Linked DNA regions of Mus musculus: region 1 is linked to region 2. Evidence: chromatin loops called from intact Hi-C (ENCODE). Cell type or tissue: left cerebral cortex. All regions are shown on one strand.

Region 1 (5,000 bases), 290 kb before region 2:
AAGAACCTAACATATCTACCTACGTTACGTGTAAGGGTTTTTCTCAAGGGTGATCTTGGGAAGCAAACACTTAGCTTAGTCTATTCAAATACAATGGCTTGTGAATTTTTATGAGGAATTTGTTTACCCACGTACTTTTAAATTATTCAAATCTAAGCCATGCAAAGAGATGTGGGGAAGGAAAATGCTTTTGCTATGTGCCACACGAGTTTTCAGCTAAAGAATGGAACAGATCTCAAGAAACCTGGAACTAGAAGAAACTAGAATATGAGCCTAAACAACTCAAAGAAAAAAAAATGGTTCCATGGTATGTTTGACTAGAAACCTCAGGCTTTCCCACCCAGCAGGAGAAGCATCTAAATTGTGAATCTCAGGCATTCTCTTTTTTAAAAACAGAGGTGGTCAGATTAAGTTAAGTTCCCAAGGTATTGATGGATGTATCATGCCCTGTTAGAATAATTTCATATCTATGCACCTCTTACAATTCTATCTTAGAAGTCTGGTACAGGGCCAGCAACTGGTGAGTGGGGAAAGTGGTGGGGGTCATTTTCAGCACCTACTTCACACCATGTCTATCACCCACATATGGCCAGTAGGACCATCTGGGTTCTGACTATTTCCCAAGATAATATCCAATCACTTTTACCCAACCAGTTTCACGGACGTTTTTCCAATGAACAGGCTGCAGTTTTTAAAAACGCATCTTTTCTCTCATCCTTGGATTACAAGAAATAGGTAGGTTTCTGGAAAACATCTTCCAGACTTTAGGATCGATATGTACAATCTTCCCTCCACCCCAAAAGTCCACCTTAGGGGACCCTGGGCAAAACCACTAGGTTTACTAAAGATTACTCCAATTTCAACTCCAAAGCTAAAACCAGAACCTTAGGGTGTTGTTGGTGATTGCAGAGTATTGAATAGTCAGCAGCATACTGCAGTGGGAAGCCCTGGCCGGTGATTTTTACAATTTTTAAAATCACAATTGCACTCATTGGAATGGAATCTAGCCCTTACTACTATTGTTATATAACACGCACATGACTTAAGGAAACTCAGAAAATATGAACAGCTTTCTTGTTTAGTTACAGGCTTTCAATTACCAGGTACAGCTGATTTGGTTATAGTTTTAAGTTATTTTCCCAAGCTTAAGAAAGTTTTTCTTAAGATCTGCAGTTTATTAATAGCCCCTTTCATAAATGCAATGCAACTGTCTCTAACACCTCCAAGAACATTCAGAAACGCTCTCTGCTCCAGTTAGAAAATGCCATGGGAGTTCCAAGAATAGAAAGCATCCACCAGGGTATTTAGCACTCAATTGACAGAACTTGGCTCAGGCCTGCATTGCAAAAAGCAAGACTTCCAAACTATGGTTTTTGCCTCAAGGCCGCTTGTACTTTTTACACTGTGTTAAAAAAGGGGGGGGGGGGCGGGGAATAAATGTACAAAACCACTATTCTTTATGACCATTAAACTGGTTTCAGACAGCAAAACCCACTGAGAAGTCAAAATCACCTTTACAAATCTCATGCTCTGTTGAATCACAACAGGGAACACAGGGGGAAAGCAGTCTGTCTCCAGGTACTGATTCAGAAGGTAGACTCCAAGGTACACAGCTTCCTTGTCCGGCAGGAACACTCCGGGGCAAGAAATCTTAAAAAGAAGAGGAGGGCAATCAAGGGATTGGTTTTTTTTGTTTTTTGTTTTTTTTTTTTTTTTTTGTGCAGAGGGGCTGTTTATCCTAACCTCCCACAGCTCTGAAATGACGCCATCACTGCGTCCTTCACCTGCACTTCCCACCTCTCCTCAAGCTGGTACTCCCGGTTCCCTCCCACGTCTCCGCCAGGTGTCACAATCGTGCTCTGCGGCTCGGCTCCTCGGCCCGCCCTCCGGGATGGCAGTGCGGAAGCGGAAGAGGCTGACGGGCTGGGAAGCCTGTCTCCGGTCTGCCCGGGTCCCCGGGACCGGCCTCCCTCCGCGATGCCGAGCCCCCGGAGGACCATCGAGGGACGGCCGCTGGGCTCCTCGGGCGGAAGCAGCGTCCCGGGCAGCCCGGCCCACGGCGGTGGCAGCGGCGGCGGCAGGTTCGAGTTCCAATCGCTGCTGAACTGCCGCGCGGGCGCGGACCCCGCCTGCGCTCGGCTGCGCGCGTCCGACAGCCCGGTGCACCGGCGCGGCTCCTTCCCGCTGGCCGCCTCGGGCCCCGCACAAGCAGCCCCGGCCCCGCCGCCGGAGGACGCCCGCATGAACTTGAACCCGTCCTTCCTGGGCATCGCCCTGCGCTCCCTGCTGGCCATCGACCTGTGGCTGTCCAAGAAGCTGGGGGTGTGTGCTGGGGAGAGCTCGGCCTGGGGCAGCGTGCGGCCCCTGATGAAGCTGCTGGAGATCTCAGGGCATGGCATCCCCTGGCTGCTGGGCACCCTCTACTGCCTGCTTAGGAGCGACAGCTGGGCCGGGCGCGAAGTGCTGATGAACCTGCTCTTCGCCCTGCTGTTGGACCTGCTGCTGGTAGCTGTGATTAAAGGGCTGGTCCGCAGGCGCCGACCCGCGCACAATCAAAAGGACATGTTTTTCACCCTCTCGGTGGACAGGTACTCCTTTCCCTCGGGCCACGCCACGAGGGCCGCCCTGGTGTCGCGGTTTATCCTAAACCACCTGGTACTGGCCATTCCACTGAGGGTGCTGGTGGTCCTGTGGGCCTTCGTCTTGGGTCTCTCTAGGGTCATGCTCGGGCGGCACAACGTCACTGATGTGGCTTTTGGCTTTTTTCTGGGCTACATGCAGTACAGCATTGTGGATTATTGCTGGCTGTCACCCCACAATGTTCCAGTTCTTTTTGTACTGTGGAATCAACAGTGACACCATCTCATTGATTATTGACACCTTGAGGTCTGAAGGATTCCACACTCGAGGATGCTGACCTAAGCCAGAGCCATCTAGTTGCCCCTCTGGGCAACTTTGGGAATTCTGGGATCCCACTGTCTTGACAGGTTCCTAGACCGGAGCGCATGCTGGCTATTACTGAACACGGCCATACTTGAGAAACAAAGTCTACTGTGTATTTGACAGCTATTTATCACCAAGACAACTGTAAAGAAATCAAGCTGGCTGACTGTATGATTGCTATTTACTTAAAGTTGACAACGTTAATGAGTAATTCCCCTCACCCCCCAAAAAAACAATGTTATTACTTGTAAATTAAAATTTAAGAGCCATTAGCTAGATAAACCATGTGCTATTCCCACCCTTTACCTGCAGTAAATTTTAAACAATAATTTTAAAGTTCAAAACAGATTTTTTTTCTCCAATTTAACTCTCTGAATATGTTGCCATAATTGGAGCTTTTTCCTTCTTCTGATTCCTTTAAGCTCTCCCACCCTTGTGGACTTGGTAGTTAAGAGGTTCCACAGAGTATTTTCCTTTCTGCTCCCAGTACCTCTCAAACGATCTTTAGATAGTTAACTTCTACTACTATTTAACGTTATCTTTTAGCACTCATAGAACAAACCAAGATATGGAAGAAGACATATTCAAAAGGTGGGCTTGTCTAAGGTTCCCACAGAAATGTAAGTATGAGCCTACTGTTTTGTTTCCTAGTCCCATGGACAAGTAGCATACCAGGGGGCAAGAAGCTGAGCTGCTGGGGAGAGTCAGGGGAACTAAGAGCTTAGAAGGAGGCAGACCGGGAAGTAGGCCATGGCCAGGGGCAGGAAATGAAGCCCTGCTGTCGGTCACCTCTACTAAATCAAGCAAATGGTCCTCTATTAAGTAAAAAGTAGAAGAGCAATGTGGTTCTTTTCAGTGTGCCTGCATAGCGTTCCTGTGTGTACCCCAAGGATAACTGTATGCTATCCTTTCCCTATCGGTCCCACTGTGCTGTGTTCAGCACATTTTAGGTAACAGGACACAACTTGAAACTTTTCAGGAGAGCCTATTGCCCTACGTGAGCATTAGGTAAAACTCTTAAATTTCTGTTTACATTGAAAGCTGTTCATTCATGGCGCCCCCCCCCCCCCAATCATAAGACCAAAGATGACCAAATAATATGGTAGACTCTGATTACAGTCTGACCTAGAAAGACCAAAGAGGGGTATGCTCATGACATCTGTAAATGCTGCTGTGTCTGGAAAGAAAGTCTTTAAATCACTGGTGAAAGTGGCATCATCAGATAATCTCAATGGCCACTTGTTCTGGCATTTATAAATAGAAAGGACTGTGAGCTGTGGGCTATGGTCTAATGTTCAAAGATATGGGTGGACAGGACTGTGGAAGATGGACATGATAAACCAGTTCTCAGTAGGAGGAAGTAGGACCTTCGAGAGTGGGAGTCTGGTACACCCATTGGAACAAGTCCTTCGATAAATAAAACAGTTATCACATTCCCACAACAACCTAAACACAGACTACCTCTCCCCTCATCAGATCAGCTAAGCTGTGAGGTTCTAAGAGGTCTAGGTGTGTTTAAATTTCTGAAGATCATTTTTCATTATAACATTCAGGCCAGACACTTGAAAGTGACTGTTTGTTCTTATAGTGTCCCCAAGTCTGCTAATTAAGGGCCCACTTCTACTTTCTAGTCGCACTTCTGAAATTCCATATTTTGTTTGCTGGGGCCTGAGTTTGCTGGCTTTTAAAATATAGATCAGATCAATTTACCCGACTTCATGAATAATCCTAAATTCTCTGGAATAAAAAACTGATTTCTTTGTTAATTACTTGTACGATGAAGGATGCCTTTAAAAAAAAATCAAAATAAATTAAACTGGTAATGTTGAATGATATGAGGTGAAATCTTTAATTTCTGCTTTGATGTAAGAGAGATCACTTGGCTTCTTGGGGGCTCCTTCCTCATCCTGAACACTTGAAATTGATACAGCCCAACTGAGAACTGTCAGCAAGATGGAACCAAAACCAGGACCCTCTCGTTTTTCCTTTCATTTCTACGCGCTCAGTGAAACCATAGAGTTTACTGATTACACAGCATCTCACTGGATCTCCATGCT
Region 2 (5,000 bases):
AGATTTAAAGCCTCTTTTCTGGCTTCTATGAGAATAGCACATGCAGAATGGGTGCTGCCTTCGTCTCCTCTCCTGGGAGCCCTTGCCTAGCAGGGAACAAATTCTTGAATGAATGAACGTGGCTCTTTGGGACCCTATACGTCGTTTCTTCTTCCAAGCGGTCCCTTCGCAGAAGTGGTGGTTAACTGAAGTCAGGTACTTGGGTCTCAGCGCCCGGTCCACGGTGCCACGTCCCCTGGGCCGAGCGCTTAGGGCAGGGAGCCGCCTGTGGAAACGAAAGCAGGAAGGGGAAAGTCTCCGCGGAGGCAGCGGCCGCCAATCCTATCAGCTCGGACGCAGCGGGGCCTTCCCGGCCGGGCTGACTCATTCCCAGCCGTCTCCTCCGCGAGCCGAGGCCGCAAGCACGCTGCGCCAACCCGCACCCGCCCCGCTCCTCCTCCTCCTCGCGCGCTCTCGCCCGGGGGCTGCCCCGGGAATCTCCACGCGCGCCTCCGCTTCCCCGGAGCCCGCGGCCGCCTCCCCCGTCCCGGCCCAGCCCCGCAGAGCGGCCCCGCGGGCGGCGCAGGCGCAGTGGGGCGTGCCGGCCTCCGCCCCCCCGCCAACCCCCGCCGGCTTGCCCACGCCCCGCTCCGCCGCTCGGGGCCGCTTTCCCGAAGCTGCACCGCGCCGGAGCCCGCCGAGCAGGGCAGCTGAGCCGGCGTCGCGGGGCCGAGCGGAGGCGGCGTGCGGCCCCTGGAGGGCGGAGACGGGCTCGGCGCGCGGTGGGCGTGGCGTGGGCTGCAGGAAGCTGAGGCAGAGCAGAAAGGGGGCAGCAGCGGCCACCGCCGGCCTCCCGCCGCGCTGACAGGCTGGGCGGGCCCCCGCTCTGGGCGAGCTCGCGCGGCGTCGGCGCCTCGGCCGCGGCCCCGGCTCCGGAGGCGCCCGTCCGTCCCGGCGAGGGCTGCAGGCGGCTGCCGGGTCCGCCGCTGCGGGATGTGAGTGCGGGCCAAGCCCGCGCGGGAGGGCCCCCGAGGGCCCAGCCTGGCGGCCGCTCGACCCTGCGCCCGGCCCGGGGGCTCCCTAGACCTCGGCCCGCCCGACGCGTCTCGGAGGAGCGGATCCTGCGCGCCTCGGGGCGCTCCTGTGTGGCCCGACCCGTGTCGCCGGTGGGTGCAGTCCCTGGCTGCTGGATGGGGGCGGGGGGCAGCGGTTCTCCCTGCGATCCCGCCTCCTGCTTTCCCCTTAGCCCCCTGCTACTGGCAGGGAACTTCAAAGCTAGAAAACCTGCGGGTTTCCGACAGCCTAGGAAGGAGTGGCTAGCTGTTGATAAATGCATGCATCCCCTTGTGCCTTAGAACCCGACCCCCCCTCTTTCTTATTCTTCTGTACATTTTTCTAGTCATCTAAACAGCGCAGAAAAAAAAAAAGAGAGCATCTATTGGCCCTGGGTTTTTGAGTTAGTGACTTGCTGCTTCTGTTTTTAGGTTCCTGAAGCAGGCGACGGGAACAAGATGTGAACTGTTTTCCCTCCCCAGAAGAAGAGGCCCTTTTTTTCCCTCCCGCGAAGGTGGGTGTTAGCGCTCGGGGCTGCCTGGGTGCTGCAGTTAAAGACAAGGGTGTCTGAGATCTGCGAGCCAGTGCCTGCTAAGAAGGCTGGATGCTTGTGTACAACGGCAGGACTAATTGTTGCTTACTGCGAAAATGGCAGTGTTGAACTTTTCCTGTTGCTGTGGGAGAGTAATTGGGTGGTATTTATTGTGTCTCTTGGATCCTTAAAGAAGCGGTCTTTGTTGGTTTTACAGTGTGGTCTTGCAGAGGAAAACAATAAGTCGTCTCTTTCTCCCCCTTTCTCCCCAGTCTTAATTTTCAAGGAATTGAAATAACCTGTTGAGGGAACAAATTGGTTGTTTTTGCTGGGTTTCTGCTGCCACATTGAATGCTTCCTGTATTCACCTGCTTGCTTTGTTGGTTGATTGCTTTCCGGTGGTTACTAGTCTATCAGGGGAAACTCCTTTTCCCTGAATGAAAGGACCGAGCCGCTGAGTGTGTCACAGAGAGGAGGAGAAATGCGGAGAAGGGAAACAGAAGTGGGAATAAAGAAGCCGGAGGTTGCTTTTGGTTTCATAATAGGTTTGTATGAGTGAGTTGTTGGCTTACTGCAAATATTCTCATATAGTTCCCAGCGGATTTGAAAATGAATCATCAATTTCTGGTCCTCTTTCTCTATATCCTTTACCTGTTTACTGTTTACGGTTCCAGCTATTAAGATCATTTGGTTGTATGTGAGCTGGCTTGAGTGTGGGACGTCTGCAGACTGGATGTGCCCAGGACTTATCCTGAGAGTACTGAGCGGTGCTACAGGCATGAGCATTTACCTGTACAGGAGAGCTGCAGTGTGTGGAGGCTAGATAAGCACTTATGTTTATTTTGGCTTTTGTGGAGTATTGTGGAACTTGCTCTGTAGACCAGGCTAGCCTCCAACTCAGAGATTTCCCCTGCCTCTGCCTTCCAAATGCTGGGATTAAAACCACCACCCACCGGGCTTCATTTGTTTCTTTTAGTGTCTTTTCCTTTGTAATTTGAAGGTGTCTTGAGTAAGGTGTCTTGAGTGTGAAAAGTAAACATATTTTTTTTTCTCTACTTTACCCAGATAGGCTATTCTTGAAAGATGGGATCCCTTTCTGGCAAAATAGAGAAGACCATTGGCTTTGGAGTTAGATCTGAGCGTGCAGTCTTAAGTTAGGATAATGGTGTTCTTCCCATTTAACAGCAGTGTTAACTTAAAATTTACTTTCTCAGAACCTTGTGTGGGGGTCGATTGGATGCATGCAGAGCAGTAAATGGTTTGGTCGCTTCTGAACGTCTTAGCTTCTCAGAGCTGGGCAGGCAAAGGAGGTTCCTAGCTGGCCCGTGCGTAGCTGGTCAGTCCCTGGTGCGGCTTCCATAGAGCATAGAGAAACTGCATGCTAGTGTATCTACAGCCTCTGTATGGAAGGGTTTGATGCCTAAGCCCCGTGGTGCTGCCCCCTGGTGGTTAAGATGCGCAAAGACTTGTCCTTTGCTCCTCCCCCATTACACTGTTTTTCCTTTTTAGGCTCCCTCGCTTAGTTCTTAGTTTCCCAAACTGTGTCAGGTGTTAGAGCACCAGGGAAGGCTGGCTCTCACCACTTAACCTGAGGTAGTTTCAGAGGTAGGAAGTTCCATCCGTTCCTATGGGGGTGTGTGTCTTTGTAAAGCTGTATCTTCAGAGTTTACTGTATGAAAAGCTGCTATTTAGTGTATGACAGTGTGGAACAAGAAATGACAATGTGGCAGTGCTTAGGATGATACCAAGGGGCTGAGGAATTGTCAGAATCAGAGCAGCACCAGACCCCCCAAGAGTATTAATGCTAAGTTGTTTGACCCAACAAGGAGTATTTCCTTGGTTTAAAAATAATAAATAAATTGCTAACTTTCAGGATTCCTCAAGTGGAGATAGTCTGGGAACATTTTCATTTGGTTGCAGCTGGCTTTTCTGATAACAGTTTTCAATGCAAAGCCTTAGTTCATAATGGCATAATGTCCTGCTTCTAATAATGCCTGTATGACGTCTGCTAGGTTCTTCTAAGAATGCCTGCATGCTGTCTGTGAGGTTCATTCACATTGTAATTACTCCTCTTGTGTACCTGCCTCTCTGGACACTTCATAGTTTTTATTTTCTTCTGCACAGGGCTCTTACCACTACATTTTTTGATAATCTTTTTGTCCCAAATGAAAACTGATATTTTATACTACTGCTGTAATTTGGATCTTGAATGTCCCTGAAAGGCTTTTGTGCCAGAGCTTTTGTTGTCTGAGATACTAAGATGCCAACTTCTCTTCTGCTTCCCTGCTGCCATGGCAACCAGGCCTTTCTTATTTTAATAATACTTTGCTGGCTAGAAAGACAGTGTTGAGCCCTCTACATTTCCCCACCATTTCATAGAGCAGGAATAGTTTATCTGAGTTGTAAAGGCCCCTAGACAAGACACTGCTTCAATGTCCGTGCTCAATCGCTCTGTTTGTATTTCCTGGGTCGCCATAGGAGAGACTTGACAGCATTACTTAAGAGCCTCCTTTCCCACTGTTCAATCGCATTTTTCCTCACTCCAGGCTAAGTCCTTTCTGACAGTTGCCCCAAAGCCTTATTAGGCCTTTACTTGACTTCCTCAAGGAAGACTTTGGGTGGGTTCGCATCTCTTTCCAGCTACTACAGAACGGTCCCTTTATCCAGTGGGTCTTAGAATTACATACAGGATTTACTGAAATATATATTGTTGCATTCTGTCTCCAGAGTTTGTGTTTCAGTAAGTCCGGAGTGGAACCTGTACATTTGCATTTCTTACTTGTTTTCCAAGGACCACCACACTGTGAAAATCACTGATTTAAATTGGTTGGCAAAGATTTTTTTTTTTCTGTTAAAGAACATAGTTTTTAAGCGGTGTTGGCAAGATTGTCTCTTTTGCTAGTCTATAGTGGAACCTTTGTAGCACAGAAGTAGTCATAGGCAGTGCATAAGTAAATGGCACGCTGTGTTTCAATGAAGGCTTATTTATGAGAACAGCCAACTGGCTGAGTTTGGCACATGAACTAGAATACGAAAGTTCCCAGTTCTCACATGATTCCACCATCTCTGTGAGTTACTGATGCACCTTTTATTTCGAGCAAACCTTATTAAAAGAGCCATGTTTGTCCTTTAAAAAAAATCTTTCTTAAAATTTATTTTCTTGAGCAAGCCACACATTTAATGTTTTATTACTCAAAAGTATTTTTGTATATGTGTTACTTTGTGAAACAGAGAAGGGCTTGTTGGATTAGAAGCGGCATGTGTTCCTGATTGCAACACACACACTCTGCCAAGTTAGTGTAGAAACACGAAGTGCTTTTTATATCTCTACTACAATGTTTTCAGGTGGCCTGATTCTAGCTAACTGGGGACATGGGACTACTCATAGTCTGATCATTTACAAACTTTTAATTTTCCGCTGGGACTTGTATGTTCC

Evidence for each region. Hi-C counts contacts between places; a loop is a spot of excess contacts. Peaks named below come from ENCODE experiments on the same cell type or tissue, not always from the same donor. Only the 100,000 strongest peaks of a DNase experiment are listed, where the experiment ranks them.
Region 1: it touches region 2 in a loop (3-fold over the local background); 10 of 42 quality-filtered maps call a loop at or near these places.

Annotation. Positions count from the first base shown.
Region 1 is chr19:28,962,024-28,967,023 of GRCm38, forward strand. 4430402I18Rik (RIKEN cDNA 4430402I18 gene) reads right to left here. Exons shown (of 14, transcript NM_001374140.1): 3 at 1,513-1,650. It overlaps Plpp6 (phospholipid phosphatase 6), which reads left to right and starts at 1,897. Exons shown (of 1, transcript NM_028922.3): 1 at 1,897-4,778. The coding sequence starts at 1,978. The coding sequence ends at 2,856. In left cerebral cortex, CTCF peaks have their summits at 1,839 and 2,377 (motif pointing left); DNase peaks (open chromatin) are centred at 562, 972, 1,286, 1,869 and 2 more places; H3K4me3 peaks cover 2,857 bases; H3K27ac peaks cover 2,661 bases.
Region 2 is chr19:29,250,974-29,255,973 of GRCm38, forward strand. Jak2 (Janus kinase 2) reads left to right here and starts at 830. Exons shown (of 25, transcript NM_008413.4): 1 at 830-1,145; 2 at 1,464-1,546. In left cerebral cortex, CTCF peaks have their summits at 774 and 3,015 (motif pointing left); DNase peaks (open chromatin) are centred at 449, 714, 1,136, 1,539 and 6 more places; H3K4me3 peaks cover 4,361 bases; H3K27ac peaks cover 4,269 bases.